Linked DNA regions of Homo sapiens: region 1 is linked to region 2. Evidence: read pairs that join two places in POLR2A ChIA-PET (ENCODE). Cell type or tissue: Panc1. All regions are shown on one strand. Each heading gives the region's core, and the rest is flanking DNA. Links, peaks and the distances in the headings are about the cores only.

Region 1 (8,645 bases), core at 646-8,645, 62 kb before region 2:
GAGGTGGTCAGGCTTGGAAATACCTTGAATGGTTGAGAAGTCGGGGTCAGGATTGTATGATATGGTATATCCTGGCACAGGGCAATTCTGCTACAGTACTTGTTTTGAAAACGAGAATTTGTTCCAACATGATTCAAGTATTAGGGAACAATTTGAGCATAACATAAATTTTGCATTTGTTCAGGTGCAATTTCATCCACGAGGAGCACTGGGTGAATGAAGAAAACTGCACCCACATAAGAATACACAAAACACATGCGCCTCAGACATCCACGGCACCCTCAGTTTACTATTATAAGCCACACCTGTCCACACCTGGTGGTACAACTTTCCATTGACTTCAGTTTTTCCCTCACCACCTCACAATCACTCACAGGCTGCACCTCTTCCGACACCCACTTCCACAAGCAAACTGCAGGTCATTTTCAAGGTCAAATGCCATTTTTATTGTAGTATTTGTGCATTTCTAAAGCATTTAACATATTTAAAACCATGCTTTCATTTTTACTGCATTCTTGCCTTTTTCTGTTTTTGATGTGACACTGACCCCATTTTCCCATAAGCTGTGTGATTTTTATAGCAAGATTTTGCGTTGCACAGTAATTTTTAGAAATGTATATTTCATGTTACAGCAGAATTGATTGCATTGTAGGCTTGGTGAGTTTGTGGGAGGATGGATGGATGGATGAATGGATGGACGGATGGATGGATGGGTGGATGGATGGATGGATGGATAAATGGATGGATGGATGGATGGATGGATGGATGGATGGATAAATGGATGCATAAATGGATGGATGGATGGATGGATAAATGGATGGACGGATGGATGGGTGGATGGATGGATGGATGGATGGATAAATGGATGGATGGATGGATAAATGGATGGATGGATGGATAAATGGATGGATGGATAAATGGATGGATGGATGAAGTGATAGGTGGATGGATGGATGGATAAATGGATGGATGGATGGATAGGTGAGCATGTAGTGAATGGATGGACAGGGAACCCGTAAACTCCTAAACCTTTGAGAATCACATAACCTATAATCACCACAAGGGCTGTGCAACCTTTTAATTTCTGATGCTGTTGAGACGAGTGATCCATCTGGAAAAGAGAATGGAGTCAAACCCCTGCGTGAGCCAGTTACTTCTTTCACCATCAAGAACACAGAAAATCCAGGGGCCAAACCAAGCTCAGAGGTTAATAATAAAAGACCAATGGGTTTCAGCTCCACAAACAAAAGTAATAGGATTTGAAATGCAGGGAATCTCATTTCACCATTAACACAAAATAAAAGGCCAGCAGAACATGGGTTGTAATCCTGTTACAGGGCTTTGCGCCTGTCCAAGTGGCACACGTCCCTGGAAGGGACCCGCTGCTGCAGTACTCCCCAGAATGGCTTGGGCTTATTCTCAGGCATCCAGATGCTGTACTTACTAACAGGTCTAGAATCTGAAATGCCATGAAAATGCCAAGAATGTGGCAAGGAGGCTCTCCCAGGCCAGGCAGCAGGCCCAGCAGGCCATGGTATCTCACCCTTTGATTCACTCAGCAGGTCCTCTGTGCTAAAGCACCTTGCCTACACTAGCTCTCTGACTCTCCCCAACAACTCGGCAAGGTAATTACTATTTATTCCCATTTTCTACATGAGGAAACTGCAGCTCAGAGAGGTTAAGACACTTGCCACAGGTTGTACAGTACTGGCATCCAGGGTCTGCGTTATGCCAAATCCAGTCTTCACTCCATCCTTTATTTTCCCAGTGTAAGTCCTGCTGTAGGGTTTGGCAGTGAACATCTATTGAGCTCCTGTTGCATACAAGGACTTGTCAAAGTTGTAGCACATATGCAGCACTTAATGCAATAAGCTCTTTTATACCCCTGTGCTCATGGATGCCGTAAGCAGAAATTTTGAAAAACATTTGAAACTGAGACAGCACAGGCACTGGCCAACAAAAAGGCCAGACACTGTCCATGAGGCAGTGTGATTTCATTTGCAGATAAGAACATTGAAATGCAGAGACAATAACAACTTGTCAGAGGTCACACAGCAAGCAGTTGGCTAGTGAGTTGTAGAGGCAGATTTGATTTTGCGGCCTCTGCCTTCTTGTGTACTCCAGGGAAGACCCGCAGTTGGATTTCTGGCCTAGTAGGGCCCAGCCACCACTTTATTCCTCCTTCCTCCAGCCCCCAGGAGGACGTGATAACCTATTCAGGGTTTCTGGGGCGTCAGCCGGGTTCCTTGGCAGCTAGCAAGGCTCCCTGGGATAGGAAATCAGGCAGCCGCCCAGATATTATAAACAATTACCGCTAATTACCAGGCCTGCCAGTTCCCCATTGTCTGCTCACAATCCCACCAGGAACTGAGAAGCAGACAATGATGACGTTGGAGGAAACTTTCAATTTCAGGCTGCAGAGGGCCTCCCTCTGCCTGGGAGGCTGCGCTCCTTCCATGCCTGGAATCCGTGAGACCCCCACCATTTCTCAGGCTTTTGGAGCCCAGACACTCCTTACAAAATGGAGGCTGGCCCCCTAGATGGCTGGGAGGGTAGGGTGGAAAAGAGACCCAGGGGCATGGAGGAAAGGCCATGTCACCAGTGTGAAAGAGGTCAGGGGTCCCCAACCCCAGGGGCCTCCCCCAGGGGTACTGGTCCCTGGCCTCTTAGGAACCAGGCTGCAGAGCAGGTGAGCGGTGGGCGAGCGAGCGTTACCGCCTGAGCTCTGCCTCCTGTCAGATCAGTGATGACATTAGATTCTCATAGGAGCATGAACCCTGCTGTGAACTGTGCATGAGAGGGATCTAGGTTGCAAGCTCCTTGTGAGAATCTAACTAATGCCTGATGATCTGAGGTGGAGCAGTTTCATCCCAAAACCATCCCCCACTCCCTGCCCCAGTCCATGGAAAAATTGTCTTCCACAAAACTGGTCCCTGGTGCTAAAAAGGTTAGGGACCCCTGGTCTAGACCATAGCCTCTGTGCTGTTAATTAAGGGTCTTTGGTTTTGCAAGAATAGTGGGTATACCTTTCAGTCCCCAGACACTTACGTGACTTTATTTTTTCATACTTTCTGTCTATAAAAAAACCATTGTTGCATAATTGTTAAGATAATAGACTTGGAAGCCTCACTCTCTGGGTTCAGATACCACTCAGCTTCTGTCTTGGTTTGGCTTCTTCCAGAGCAGACCCTGATTCAAAGATTCAAGTGGAAACTGGTTATTTGGCAGGCCATCCCAGGCAACCCGAGTGTGGGAGCTGCAAGGAATGGGATGGGAAGGGAGGGGAGCTAATAACGGATGCGTCATCAAGCCTGCTACCACTAAGGGCAGCTGGAGCTCAGGCCCACTGGGGAGCCTTGGGAGGCTGGGTGAACATTCACCTGCATTATCCCCCCTGCAGACTCCCAGTTTGTCACTGGGTGGGGGCTGCTTCTGAGGCATGAACCCTCAGGTGCTTCCAGCCTGCCCTGTGCCACAGGCTGAATTTGCTTCCCCAGCAAAATTCAGAATTCTCACAGCCAGAAAATAAGCCCTCAGACCTAGTGGCAGGTGTGAGAGCAGGTAGCTTCAAAGTATAGAGGTGAGTGCTGAGGGATAGGGTGGGGCCATGCAGTACCTGTGTCATTTGGGTAGGTTTCTTAACTCTCCGGCTCATCTATAAAATGGGCCCAGTAACAGTATTGACCTCATGGGGTTGTTGTGAGGCTGAAATGAATTAATAAGTATAGAGCACTTTGACATTTGTGGCATTTAGTGAGCACTGGGAGTTCGCTGTTGCTAATCTCTGTATCAAGTCCCGCTGTGTCCTCTGTTTGCTGGAAACTTAGACCCACTTGGTTCAGGATTTTCCCAAATGTTATGCCTGTGTCCTGGGGAAGTTTATGTGGAGAGAATCTGTGTAAATTTCTAGAACAGGCCCAGGGTAACTATCAAAGTATTTAATAAGAAGCACAAGTCACAGCTACTGATCACACTATTTTGTATTGCCGCCCACATCCCCCCCTGCCCACATTAATTCTCTACTTATTTATTACTAAGATTTCTATCATTTACCACCTTCTAACATACTGTAATGTTTATGATATTAATTGTGTGTAATATGTCACTAGAATCTAAGCACCTGAAGGGCAGAAATCACTGTTCACTAACATATTCCAAGTGTCCAGAATAGTGCCTGGACACAATAGAGTGCATAGTATGTGCTCAGTAAACATTTGTTGGTTGAATGAATGGATCAAATGGACGCCGGCCATAACACCTGGTGTACCAGCTGAATGTCAGTGAGGGCTCGTGTCCAGTAGCATTGGCTGCTATTATTGTGGTGCTCAGACACTGGGGACAGAGTGTGTGGTCTGCAATCATCATCCATCATCCTGGTGTCTCCTGGAACGTGATCTTACTGTCTGCTCCTTGGTCATTGTTTCTCATTGGTCTCAGCTACTTCTCTTTGCCCAGACCACCAGGCCTCTATGGATCTGCCCTTCTCTCCAGTGCACCTGGATCATATGTTCCTCTCTAGGGTATGGAGGGATGTACAGAGAGCCTCAGAGATCTCCCAGGGGGTTACTTGACAAGAAGCCCAAGTAGCCATTTCTGTAAAGTGTTCTGCCCTTTTCTTAGCTCCACCCAATAAGAAGAGTAAGTGCAAGTCTCCTCTGCTTTCAGATCCCCCCAGCCTATCTGGAGTTTTCTGTCATCCCCCAGCACTCACCAGCTGCAGACTACAGACCGTCCTCAAGGATCCTGCAGCATCTCAGCTCTGTTCCCTCCTTGCCTGACTTCCTCTGCTCTCCCAGGCTGAGGGTTTGTCTGTTTCGGGGCAGGATAGCCTAGTTTTGTACCTATTCTTTCAAGTCTGTTTCTTAGATTTGGAACTGAAAAGTCAAGAGCCCAAGTCTCTTGCTCTCTACCTCCTGCTGGGTCATTCCTTCTCTGAGGCAGCCAACATAGGACACCCTGGCTACTGTCTGAATGGGGAAAGCAAGCCAGGGGTAGTAGGAAATCAGGAAAAGGGAAAGCACTCAGGCTGAATATTCTGCCATTAACTCTGCAGATAACTTAAGTAAAAACAGAACACTGGGGGACTTCAAATGGTTCAGGGAAGAATCGGGCAGCCAAGACTGGGTAGCTAGTAGAGTTTATGGGTTTTGCCTGAGGGCAGGCCATTTATATGGCTCAGTTCTTGTGACTTTTAGTCTCCAGGATTCTCTTTTTTATTTCCCAGAGAGAGGTTTTGATTGGCCTGGCTTGGGTTAAGCCTCTGACTCTGTATGCCTCATCTCTGGCCAGGGAATAGGGTCACCCTTTTGCTGGGCAAATGTGTTTCTTATTTAAAAGATGGTGATAAAGATCAAAAGCCAACCTCTTGGGCTAGGCGTGGTGGCTCACCCCTGTAATCCCAGCACTTTGGGAGGTCGAGGTGGGTGGATCACGTGAGGCCAGGGGTTGGAGACCAGCCTGGCCAATGTGATGAAACTCTGTCTCTACTAAAAAACACAAAAATTGGCCGGGCGTGGTGGTACACGTCTGTATTCCCAGCTACTTGGGAGGCTGAGGCATGAGAATTGCTTAAACGCTTAAACCCAGGAGTTCGAAGCTGCAATGAGCCAAGACCGTGCCACTGCACTCCAGACTGGGCAACAGAGGGAAACTCTGTCTCAAAAAAAAAACAAAAACCAGAACAACAACAAAAAAAACCTCCTGTGGTTGTGGTGAGGATCAGATGAGAAAATGGGTTGCAAGTGCTTTGGTGCTCAGGATAACAGAGGCACATCAGGCATGGTACTTAGTGCCTCATCGCACTTAATACAACAGACCTAGGAGATGGGAACATTATTATTCCCATTTCACAGATGGGAAAGAGATACTTAGAGAAGTGAAGGGAGTGGGGAGAACTGACTAAAGCTGTCTTAGGCAAAATAATAAAATTATCTTTGTTGTTGCTGTTGATATTGACTTAACGTAACCAAAAGATGAAGTAGCTTGCTTCAGGCAGAGCTTGATCCAGGAGCTCACACAATGCTGTCATTTTGATGGTTTCATTCTCGGGATCCAGATGGTAGCTACATAGCACCAGAAGCTCCAGTCCTGCATCTCAGGCTCAAGTCTGGTGGGAAAGAGAGCGTCTCACTCCCCATAGTTCAAACAAAGCTTCCAGGCCTGATTCTTGTTGGCTGAACTGGGCTACATGCCTGTCTCTGAGCTGATCACTGGCCGAGGGGAAGGGATGCCCTGATTGGCCAGGCTGAGCTGGAGGCCCAGTCTCAGGAGCTGTTCCCTCCACCCCACTGTGATCATGTGCCACGGGGAGGGGGTTCCGTAAAGAAAATTTGAGATCTTGTTACCAGAGGAAGGGGAAGTGGATATTAGGTAGCCAAGCAGCCGCAAGAAATGCACCCCTCAGAGTCTAGAGCCGTTTGCAGTGCAGCTCACACTTTCACGTGCAAGGGCATCATCTGGGGCTCGCATTAAAATTCAGATTCTGATTCAGCAGCTGGGGGTGGAGTGGGCTGCAGTTCTATGTATCTAATTAGTTCCCAGGTGATGCTGATGCTGCTGGTCTCTGAACCACACTTTGAGTATCAAGGCACTAAACCACATGAGCCAGATACTGGGTAAACCTTATCTCCATCCCAAGAGGGAAGTTTCAGCATATCCATTGCATGGAGGTTGACTGCTTGAGTCCAGAGTTGTTGGTAAACCACTGGGAATGTGTGCTTTGTCTCACCTTTTCCTCTTGCAGCCTTAACTATGGAGGAGTTTGCCTGGCGTCGGACGCCCAGTTCAGTGACTTCCTGGGAAGCATGGGGCCGGCACAGTTTGTGGGCCGCCAGACCCTGGCCACCACACCCATGGGTGAGTGCCCCAAGGCTGGTTTCAAATGGACTAGGGGAGTTGGGTGTCACACCAGAAGCTCAGCGTCTCTCCCTCCTTCCCCTTTGCCTGTTGATCCATCCTCTGCGCATGCCGCCTAGAGCCCAGGGCACACTCTCAAGCCCTCAGCAGAGCCTAGGCACTTGGTGGGAGTTGGTTCTGGTCTTATTCTGGGCTGGGAGCAGGGGAAGGGGGTTTCAGCCCTAAGTAAAGGAGAAGAGCTGAGTCCAAGCTTGAGCTTCTGAACCATTTCCCAGTCTCATCTCTTGGTGCCTCTTCCAGGGGATGTGGAGATCGGTCTGCAGGAGCGGAACGGTCAGTTGGAGGTGGACATTATCCAGGCTCGGGGACTGACAGCCAAGCCAGGCTCCAAGACACTGCCAGGTCTGGGGCCTACCTTCCCCTGCAAGGTGGGGGTGGAGGTCAGGGAGGATATCCTGATGGGTACTGAGGGCCTTGAAGAGAGAAAATTGGGCCCAACTGTGGGGACCCCCTGTCCCAACTCTGATGTCTTATGTGGAATTGGTAGTTTAGGGTTTGTTTGAAGAGCCAGTTGAGATTGTCTGTTGACCTTGTTCCTCTCCTCCACTGGACTGAGCTCCTGGAAGGCAGGGACCATCTTTCCAGCTTATCATTATACCCCAGTGCCTAGCAGGGTTCTTGGCATGCAGTAGGTGCTCAGGCTTGGTGAGTGAGGGGGTCAGCAGATAGATGCATAAGCCAGGGAGGGGGTGGGCACATTATGGACTGAGAGAGGAAACAGGTGAGCACAGAGTGAGCAAAGGAAGGGTGGAGACAGTGAGGACCACCAGAGGAGGTGGGGCAGGCTGCACCCAAGCCCAGCTGTACCTGCTGCCCCCAAATGCCCACCCCCCATGTGTCCTGGTGCGTCCTCCCCAGACCCCATGGGGGCACACCTATCTCCAGCAGAGGGTGGGCAGCCTCCCTCTGTTGCACCCTTTGCCCACCATTTGAGGGCCAAACTAGAACTCACCCCTGCTGGCCTCTATCCCCAGCGGCCTACATCAAGGCCTACCTGCTAGAGAATGGCATCTGCATTGCCAAGAAGAAGACCAAAGTCGCTCGCAAGTCGCTGGACCCACTGTATAACCAGGTGCTGCTGTTTCCTGAGAGTCCCCAGGGCAAAGTCCTCCAGGTGAGGGGCATTGACGCGCTCACGTGTGTGTGTGTGCACGAGCACACATGCACAGTACCAGAATGAGAGGAGGGCACCCCTGGCGGGGGGTGTCTCTGGAGGGCCTCGCCTGGAGGAAACAGGCGAGGCCCTCAGTTCACTGTGGCTGAACTGAGCTCCACAACTTACTGCACAACTTTGAACAAGTTCCCTTCTGACCCTCAGTTCCTTCATCTGTAAAGCGGGGACCCTAATAGTACCTACCTGATAACATTCTGGTGCCAGTGGAATGTGTGCTGTGTGCAGGAAAAGTATTTGCAGTTTTGCCTACAGCAAGTGTTCTACCCATTACCATCGTCACCGTCACCATTACCATCAACAGCCTCTGGAGGCCAGGGGCTTGGTGTGATGCCCCGTGATAAGAAAGGCCTGTTGAGGAATTGCAGTTTTAAGGAGGTAGAAATCACAGGACTGAGCTGGATTGGGCATGGGGCGACCCAGGTTCTGCTTCTGGGCCTGTGAGTGGCACTGGCAGGATTTGAACCACTGTGTCTCTTGCCCCACAGGTGATCGTGTGGGGGAACTACGGGCGGATGGAGCGGAAGCAGTTCATGGGTGTGGCTCGCGTGCTGCTGGA
Region 2 (8,705 bases), core at 187-8,186:
TCCTTGTCACAAACTAAGTGCTACCCTTAGTGCCGCCGCATCCTACCTAGTGGCCTCCCTCCTCTGAGATCCTCCTGCTCTGTTCAGGTTGGACCGCGTGCTCCTCTGAACTCCCAAGTGTTTGTTATGGAAATCTCTTCCACTTAAACGTTTGCTGAGCATTCCGACCATGAATAATGAGGAACTGAGGTTACAGAGACAAATCCAGTTTAGATCCTGCTCCAGGGAGCTTCAAAGCTAAGGCAAGGATGGGAGGTGAGGCCTGTGCGCTTGGGCAGGGTGACTATAATCCCTAATTATAGTCTCCATGGTAACGAACTGGGGTAACTAATTGGCTGTCCAATGTCTGTGTTTGTGGGAGCAGGGGCTACATGGTCCCTCCACTGCTCCGTCCTGGAGACCAGCTCAGAGACTGGCACCAAGTTGCTAATGACCGCCTGGCACTAGAAGGACTACATGAACACCCGATGCGCTTGGAGCCCTGGCCAAGCTGCCCACACTGAGCCCGTGGTTTCCTTCACCCTCAGCACCTTAATGGAGTAGGGCGTATCATTCTATGTTCAGAGAAGCAAACTGAGGCTCAGAGACGCCAGCCCAATGTCCCACAGCTGGCGGGAGATACAGCTGAGGCTGAACCCACATCCAAGTTCAAAGCCTGCATTTTTAGCTACTCAGCCATACATGATCTTCCTGCAATGTCAATGTAGTATCAAATTACACAGCAACCCTCAGCCTGGGAGTTCAGAGGAGCACCCAGCCTGACCCAGGAGGATCCAGAGGAGGGGAGGGAGGACTTTCCAGGCAGAGGGATCCACTTGCAGAAAGGCGGGGCTGGGCCGTGCGCTGCTCCCAGCGACCTGTGTGTGGAATAGCAACAACTGTGGTGTGCAGGTCTGGGGTGTGTGAATTTTGGGAGCAACAGGTGGTGGGGTTGAGGAACATCTGCAAACAGCCTTGAATACCGGGGCAGGGTTTTAGACTATCCTGTGGGGTAGGAGTCCCCAGAGAGTTCCAAGCAGGGCCTGCATGTGGCCAGGATGGAAGATGAATTACAAAGAAAGGAGTGAGAGGCTGGGAGAAAACCTATTTGCTCAAATAACAAGGCTCAGTATCATTACCATGGAGGAGCTGTCTCCCCTAAATCAAAACTTGCCTGCCTGGAGTTCCACTTCATTTTAAACAATGTGTGCATGTATTGGGGGGTCCCAGAGCCTGGGCATGGAGCAGCTAGGCTTCAAGTCCTTGGAGCCCCGAAATATGCCTTCCTTCCCACCCCAGCCCCAGCGCCTTCAATGCCTTCCTCTGGGGTTAACCCCATTGTGGCCACAGTGGCTGCCAGCAGGGAGGAGGCACAGAGGTGGTGGGAACAGGGCTGAGGGGCACACAGGATCCTCAGCAGCCAGCTTCACCCCCCAGCTTATCCAGGATTCAGACAAGTCCAAGTTCAGATCTTGGATCTGCCATAGACGTGAGATGCGACCCTGGCTGGGTGCCTTGAGGTCTTGACACCTGAGCTACCACACTGGTCACATAAAGACAATAATCAATGCAAGGGCAGCGTGAGGACTGTGGAGACCCTGGGCGGCAGGTGTGCAGCGCGGCGCCACCCCTGCTCTGGTACAGTGTGAGTGCTCAACGCTGTTGTTATTACTATAGCCTACAGCAGAAGCCGCCGTCTGGTCTGGGAAGGACTTGGAAACGCCCTGCTGTGGCCTAGAGATGCACAGAGAGCATCTGTCCCTCTGCCCAGGACCTGACTTAGCTCAGGGAGGCCAGTTTCCCCCAGTGAGCAATGGGGCCCCTGCTTGGAGCCATCTGCGTGTACCCTGCAGGGCAGAAGCTGGTGAAGAGTGGAAGAGGCAGTGTTCTGGGTTCCATCCCTTGGGTTTTAGGGATTAAGCCATCTTGATTCTACCCTCAGCTCCATCCTTTTCTAACAATGCATCCTTGGGCAAGTTACTCAATTTTTAAGTGCCTCCATTTCCTCATTTGAAAAATGGGTATAATCATAGTCCCTACCTCATAGGATCATTGTAAAGATGAGATGAAATCCAGCATGTAAATGCTTAGCCCAGGGCTTGGCACATGGTGAGCACTTGGTAAATATTAGCAATCATTGTTTCCAGGCTGTCGACACAGAGGAGGAGACATGGGACAAGGAACCAGTAAATAATGGGAATCAAACCATGCTACAAGGGGATAAATAATAAAAAGGGTATAATATGTACAAGTGGAGGGAGAGACGAAGGCCATGGCAAGAGGTCCAAGGCAGGGCCACTGCTGGGAAACAGGCCCAGCCAACCTCAGAAAGGCAGTCAATAAAAATAATAGGAACAGGCTGGGTGCGGTGGTTCACGCCTGTAATCCTAGCCCAGCACTTTGGGAGGCCTAGGCAGGTGGATTACTTGAAATTAGGAGTTCTAGATCAGCCTGGCCAACATGGCGAAACCCCGTCTCTACTAAAAATACAAAAATTGGCCAGGTGCGGTGGCTCACGCCTGTAATCCCAGCACTTTAGGAGGCCGAGGCGGGCGGATCACGGGGTCAGGAGATCGAGACCATCCTGGCTAACACGGTGAAACCCTGTCTCTACTAAAAATACAAAAAAATTAGCCAGGCGTGGTGGTGGGCACCTGTAGTCCCAGCTACTCAGGAGGCTGAGGCAGGAGAATGGCGTGAACCCGGGAGGCGGAGTTTGCAGTGAGCCGAGATCACACCACTGCAGTCCAGCCTGGGCGACAGAGCGAGACTCCGTCTCAAAAAAAAAAAAAAAATTAGCCAGGCATGATGGTGCACACCTGCAATCCAGCTACTCAGGAGGCTGAGGCAGGGGAATCACTTGAATCCGGAAGGCAGAAGTTGCAGTGAGCCAAGATCGTGCTACTGCACTCCAGCCTGGGTGACACAGCGAGACTCTCTCTCAAAAAAAAAAAAAAAAAAAAAAAAAAAAAGAACAATAACAGAATTTTCCCCACAAGTGAGCACTAAGGGCATGCTACATGCTGTGCTAACATGCTTTGTATACAATATCTCATTTCCTTCCCACGACAACCCTGGGAGGCAGGGCTGGGGCCAGGTTGAGGCAGCAAGGTGACCAGGGTGCAAATCTACCGAGGCCCTCACCCCGGGGCCTGAGCAAGTGCAGGGTTGGCGCCTCAGAACAAGCACCTCCCTAAATGTTATGCCTTGAGCACCTGGCTGGCTTCACCCTAGTCCCAGCCCTGCTGAGAGGTTGGTATAATATTTAGTCCCATTAGATTGATGTGAAAACCAAAGTCCCCCCACATGAGGCACCTGTCCAGTGAATGTCACATAGCTGGGGAGGAAGAGGCAGACCCCAGGATTTTGAAGCCTAGAGTTATTTTTACTCTGAGGAGCTGCCTCCCAGCCTGGACATGGAAGGTTCCAGTCCACCTCCCAGTGGTCCAATAACTGGAAGAGCTGCTTAGAACCACCCTCTTCTGGCTGGCCTGGGTGGCTGGGAGAGCTGGCCTCCTGGGTGGAGGTCTGGAGATTCCTCTCCACATTCCTAGGGGTTAAATCTGGGGACCCGGGTTCCCAGCATCAGCCATCACGTTCCCCAGAAGGAATCTCTATTCATAACAAACCCTAAAGGTCACTCGTCTGGGAAGGAGTCTTCTGTCTCCACCCCAGGGCAGGACAGAAGGCCCCAGGCTTTGTGAGAGCATCAGGTCCCCAGAGGAAGATCACCTGCTTTTGGCCAGCCTGTGAGCCCCTCTTCTTCCTCTGGGTCTCCTCTGTAGATGGTATCTAAAGAGGATGAATAAACATCCCAGTTGGAGATGAATGGCCATTGCCCGCAGAGAGCAATTGTGCGCTAAATGCATGGGCTCTGAACTCAGCCTGCCTGAGCTCAAATCCCCCTTTCATCACCTGCCAACCATGTGGCCTTGGGGAAGTTACTTTTCCTCTCTGTGCCTTAGTTTCCTCTTCTGTAAAATGGGGGATAATAACACCTACCGCACAGGGTTGTCATGAGGATTTAACGCCTTCTACTCACTCAGCAACTATTTGCTGAAGGCCTACCAACTTCCAGGCAGTGAGTAATATGGCAGTGAATACAACAGACAAAACTCCTTACCTTCATTTTTTTTTTTTTTTTTTGAGATGGAGTCTCGCTCTGTCGCCCAGGCTGGAATGCAGTGGCACCATCTCGGCTCACCGCAGGCTCTACCTCCCGGGTTCATGCCATTCTCCTGCCTCAGCCTCCCAAGTAGCTGGGACTACAGGCACCCGCCACCACGCCCGGCTAATTTTTTGTATTTTTAGTAGAGACAGGGTTTCACCATGTTAGCCAGAATGGTCTTGATCTCCTGATCTCGTGATCCGCCCACCTCCGCCTCCCAAAGTGCTGGGATTATAGGCGTGAGACACCGCGCCCGGCCATCTTCAATTTTTTAAAAGGAAATATAGTGAAGAATATTATATACTTCAGAAAATGCCAGCACCAAAAAACATGATGCAAATACAGTAAAATGTTAACAGTTGGAAATCTAGATGATGGGTAAGCGGTAAATGGGTCTTCATGATAGGTTTTCTGTATGTTTGAAGTTTTTTATAAATAAAAGGGAAAAGAAAAAAGAGGGAGAGAGAGAGAGAGGAATATCTGCCATTTTGAAACTTACAGTCAAGTGGGGAAATAGACAATAAACACATCAGTATAGCTGGACGTGGTGGCACGTGCCTGTAGTCCCAGCTATTCGGGAGGCTGAGGCAGGAGAATCGCTTTAACCTGGGAGGTGGAGGTTGCAGTGAGCTGAGATCGTGCCACTGCACTCCAGCCTGGGTGCAGCCTGGGTGACAGAGTGAGACTCCATCTCAAGAAAAAAAAAAAAAAAAAATGAAAACTTGTGGTGTGTCAATTGATGTTAAGAAGAGGAATAGAGAATGGCCAGGGTGGTAGAGGAAGTTCCTTTTAAGTCAGGCAGTCAGGGAAGGCCTCCCTGGGAAAGTGACAGGGAAAGTGACATCAGACAGGAGAGCCTAGTTCTCCCAGCTTCCAGGCCTAGGTGCTCCCAGTGTCCATGTACAACCTTCTGCCCAGGAAAAGAGTCATTGTCAAAGCCCAGGACCCAAGCCTCTTGAGACTGTGGGATCTTGAATTATGTGCAGCAGATATTCTCAGTCTGAAATTCAGATGGGCTGGAAATGTAATCTATTTTAAATTCATTCTCATTTCAATGCTCCATTCCATATGTGGGCAGAAAATTCATCTTATTCAATTGGGATTTTTTTCCCCAACCCCATCACTTTCCCAGCTCCATTCATTTTTTTTCCCCAATTGTATCTAGGCGTGAGGTTGTCTCTGGCCCTCTTGGCCATTTTATCTCTTGAGATCCTCCCTGCTCTCTGCTTCTGAATTCTTCAAAGCTCTCTGGGGCCCACTGACCAACAAAATCCAAAATATGCTCACTCATAGCTTTTTCTCTGACCTCCTTCCCAGCCTTCTTAGATGGGAGGAAGGAGGGAGGGGAGGGGAGAGCTGTGCATCAGTCAGGGTAGGGTGAGTTCTGCTACAGTAACAGCAACGCTCAAGTCCTGTTTCTCAGTGGCTCCTGATGCACGTCCCCTGCTGGGCAGCTGCTGCGCTGCTCTGTGTCTCCTTGCTCCTGGATCCCAGCTGATAGAACAACCACCATTTCAACTGTTGCACAGCAGAGGGCAAGAGAAAGCATCAAGCCACAGACTGGCTCCTAAAGTCTCCCCCAGGAAGTGGCACACTTCACTTCTGCACACATTTCATTGGCCAAAGCTTGTTACTTGGCTGTACCTAACTTCAAGCAGAGGAGGGAGTTCAAGTGGAAATCCTACTATGGGCCTGTGCTGTGGTCTGAATGTGTTCCCCAAAGTTCAGATGTTGAGACCTAATCCCCACAGTGATAGCCTTAAGAGGTGGGGCCTTTGGAAGTTGATTAGGTCAGGAGGGCTCCACCCATGAATGGGATTAGTGTTCTTGTAAAAGAGGCTTGAGGGAGCCCATCTGTCCCTTCTGCCATGTGAGGACACACAGAAGTCACCATCTATAAGAAACAGGCTCCCACCAGACACTGAGTCTGCTGGAGCCTTGATCTTGAATTTCCCAACCTCCAGAACTGTGAGCAATGAATTTCTGTTGTTTATAAATTACCCAGTCTAAGATGTTTTGCTGTAGCAGCCTGAACAGACTAAGGCACCCTAAAAGGAAAAGAAACAGAGTATTTGTGGACAGTCCCTAAAGACAGTCACAGAAAGTGAGAGCCTCTTTCAGATTCATTAGGTGTTCAAGATGCCCAAGTCTCTTAGGAATGTTCTTTCCTGGGAGGAAGGGGTGTTTTTGAAACCCAGAAATGTATTCTCTGCTTTTACTAACACATCTGTTTCCTGAGTCAGTAGATGTTCTGCAGTCTAACTGCCTAAATAGGGAACAAAAAATCCAAGGAGAAAACTCGTGCAGCCTTAGATTCCTGGATTTTGAGTATCATGTAATCTTAGACTGGAATCTGAGAAAATGGGACCTGAGAATCTTGCAACCACAGATTTCAAACCTGAAAGGTCTTTGAATCTAATTTCACTTTCTATGCAGTAACTGTCTTAATAATCTTCCTTGCAGGTGGCCACCAGACTTTCTCTGCTTGTATCCTCCCAGGACCACAGAACTCATCGCATCCCAAGGCAGCCTATTCCATCATGGATGAGCTCAAAGTGTTTGAAAGTTCTGCTTTATCAAGTGAGCCAAACTTCCTCCCTCAGGACCATCCACTCCAGGGCCCAGTTATTCTACTGGAGGAGTGAGGGTAAAGCCATCACCAGGACAACCTTGGTGACAGGCTGGACTGGCAGCCAGCTTTTGGGGATGACTTCAGGGAACCCTGAATAGCCATGGGAGCCAAATGTATTACTCCTCTGATGCCTACAATTCCACTATAATAGTCTGGTGGGCTTCTGTTAGGGAGGCTTATACATGGTGGAAAGAATAAAGGCTTGGACTCAGCCTAGGTTCAAGTACTGCATCTTGACCTGGCCTGTAGGCAAGTCTTTTCACTTCTCTGAGTTTTGGCTTTCTCATTTGTCCAATAGGAATAACAATAATGATAATAATAATACCTCCCATGCAGGATTGCTAGTATGTTCAATGGGATAATATATCTAAACACCTCACACAATGCCTGGCACATAGCAGGTGTTCAATTAGGTCTGTATTAAAATCCAGGCTCTGTCTCTTATTATTTATATGTCCTTGGACTTCATTTCCTTGAACCCTAGACTCCCCATCTCTAAGGTGGGGTTGATATTACTCACATCCCACCAGGCTCTGGTCAGAATCTTTTAAGTGTTTATTTACAGATAATGTGCCAAGTTCTTTATCTGAATTGGACATTTAATCCTTTACTCTGTGGGTAGAATATTTATAATCACCCCAATGTTTTCAATGGGGAAACTAGGGCTCAGTGAGGTTGATTGACTTTGCCCAAGGTCACATGGCTGGTGAGGTGGCAGACTCAAGATTTGAGTCCAGGCATTTTGCTCCCGTGTATACACTGTGTGTATAAAGGACCTGGCACAAAGCAGCCAGGTCATTTTGTGCTTGAACTGCTGCTCTGTCCCCAACTTCCCCAAAAAAGCACAACATCCAGAGTAGGCCAAAGCTATGTTACTTGGCTCTACCTAACTTCAAGCAGAGGAGGGGTTTCAAGGGAACCAAGTATTTGTAGTGCAAAGCCACTGAGGTTTTGGAGTTATTCGTTGTAACAGCTGGCATGGCTTAACCTTGTCCTCTTAGCTGTTTTCAGCATTTGCACCTGAGTGTCAATCAGCTAGGATGTTTTAGGCTGCAAGTAATAGAATACCCTATTACTCCTGAATTCAATAATAGGTGCCTTCGCAGTCAAGAAATCTGGAGGTTACGTGGCTCCAGTTTTGGTTCATTCAGAGGTTCAGTGATGTCATCTAGGACCCGCATTTTGGCTTCAGCACCCTCAGTATATTGGCTGTAGCCCTGAGGCTTGGCCCGTCATGCTCTCAACATGGCTGCCAAAGTTCCAGACATCGCATCCTCATGCAACCACTTAAAGGGAAAGAATAGGGGACCTTCCCCACACCCCTTTTTATATAATAATTGAGGCCAGCCCTTCTCAAACCTCCTGTCCCAGCATACTTTCTTTATGTTTTATTGGCCAGAACTGGGTCATGTTCTTGTGGAAGACTACCAAGGCTCACCAATAGCCATCTTCTTCTTCCTGGGCACACATGTGGGATACATTTCCCAGCCTTCTTTGCAGTTAGATGTGGTCATGTGACTGAGCTCTGGCCAATGGGATGTAAGCAAAAATAATTGTACTGATTTCAGGTCTGGCTTATAAAAATCTTCTACCCACAATCTTTCTGCCATCTGCCTGCTGAATGGAGAGGACTCTGAGAATGAGGAAAGCCACAAATAGGAAAAGTCTCAATCCCTATATGACCTGCAGAAAACAGAGCCCTCCTGTCAAGACTTATTGCAGTTTGATGTGAGAAAGAACCAAGCATTTATAATGCAAAGCCACTGAGGTTTTGGAGTTATTTGTTACAGCAGTCAACATGGCTAAACCCAAGGCATAGAAGGACGGAGCTCAGGGAGACAGCTGCCTTCCTCACATGCTGGGGCTAAGAGGGGTGCGAGCAGGGAGGAGAAGGGCTTCTGTAGATGTCCAAATCTGACCCAGGCC

What was found. ChIA-PET counts read pairs that join two places held together with the same protein. Peaks named below come from ENCODE experiments on the same cell type or tissue, not always from the same donor. Only the 100,000 strongest peaks of a DNase experiment are listed, where the experiment ranks them.
Region 1: POLR2A ChIA-PET joins it to region 2 with 10 read pairs; 2 of 35 experiments call an interaction of 5 or more read pairs at or near these places.

The regions. Positions count from the first base shown.
Region 1 is chr20:44,756,282-44,764,926 of GRCh38, reverse strand. It overlaps RIMS4 (regulating synaptic membrane exocytosis 4), which reads left to right. Exons shown (of 6, transcript NM_182970.4): 3 at 6,743-6,855; 4 at 7,156-7,257; 5 at 7,890-8,029; 6 at 8,575-8,645. Among named protein-coding and RNA genes, the nearest start is that of KCNK15-AS1, 14 kb to the right of the region's middle. RefSeq lists an enhancer at 6,992-8,191. In Panc1, for the core only: no CTCF peak of the experiment used is centred there; no DNase peak of the experiment used is centred there.
Region 2 is chr20:44,693,413-44,702,117 of GRCh38, reverse strand. No RefSeq gene overlaps it. Among named protein-coding and RNA genes, the nearest start is that of CCN5, 18 kb to the left of the region's middle. RefSeq lists an enhancer at 4,859-4,908 and a silencer at 5,599-5,648. In Panc1, for the core only: no CTCF peak of the experiment used is centred there; no DNase peak of the experiment used is centred there; H3K27ac peaks cover 7,374 bases.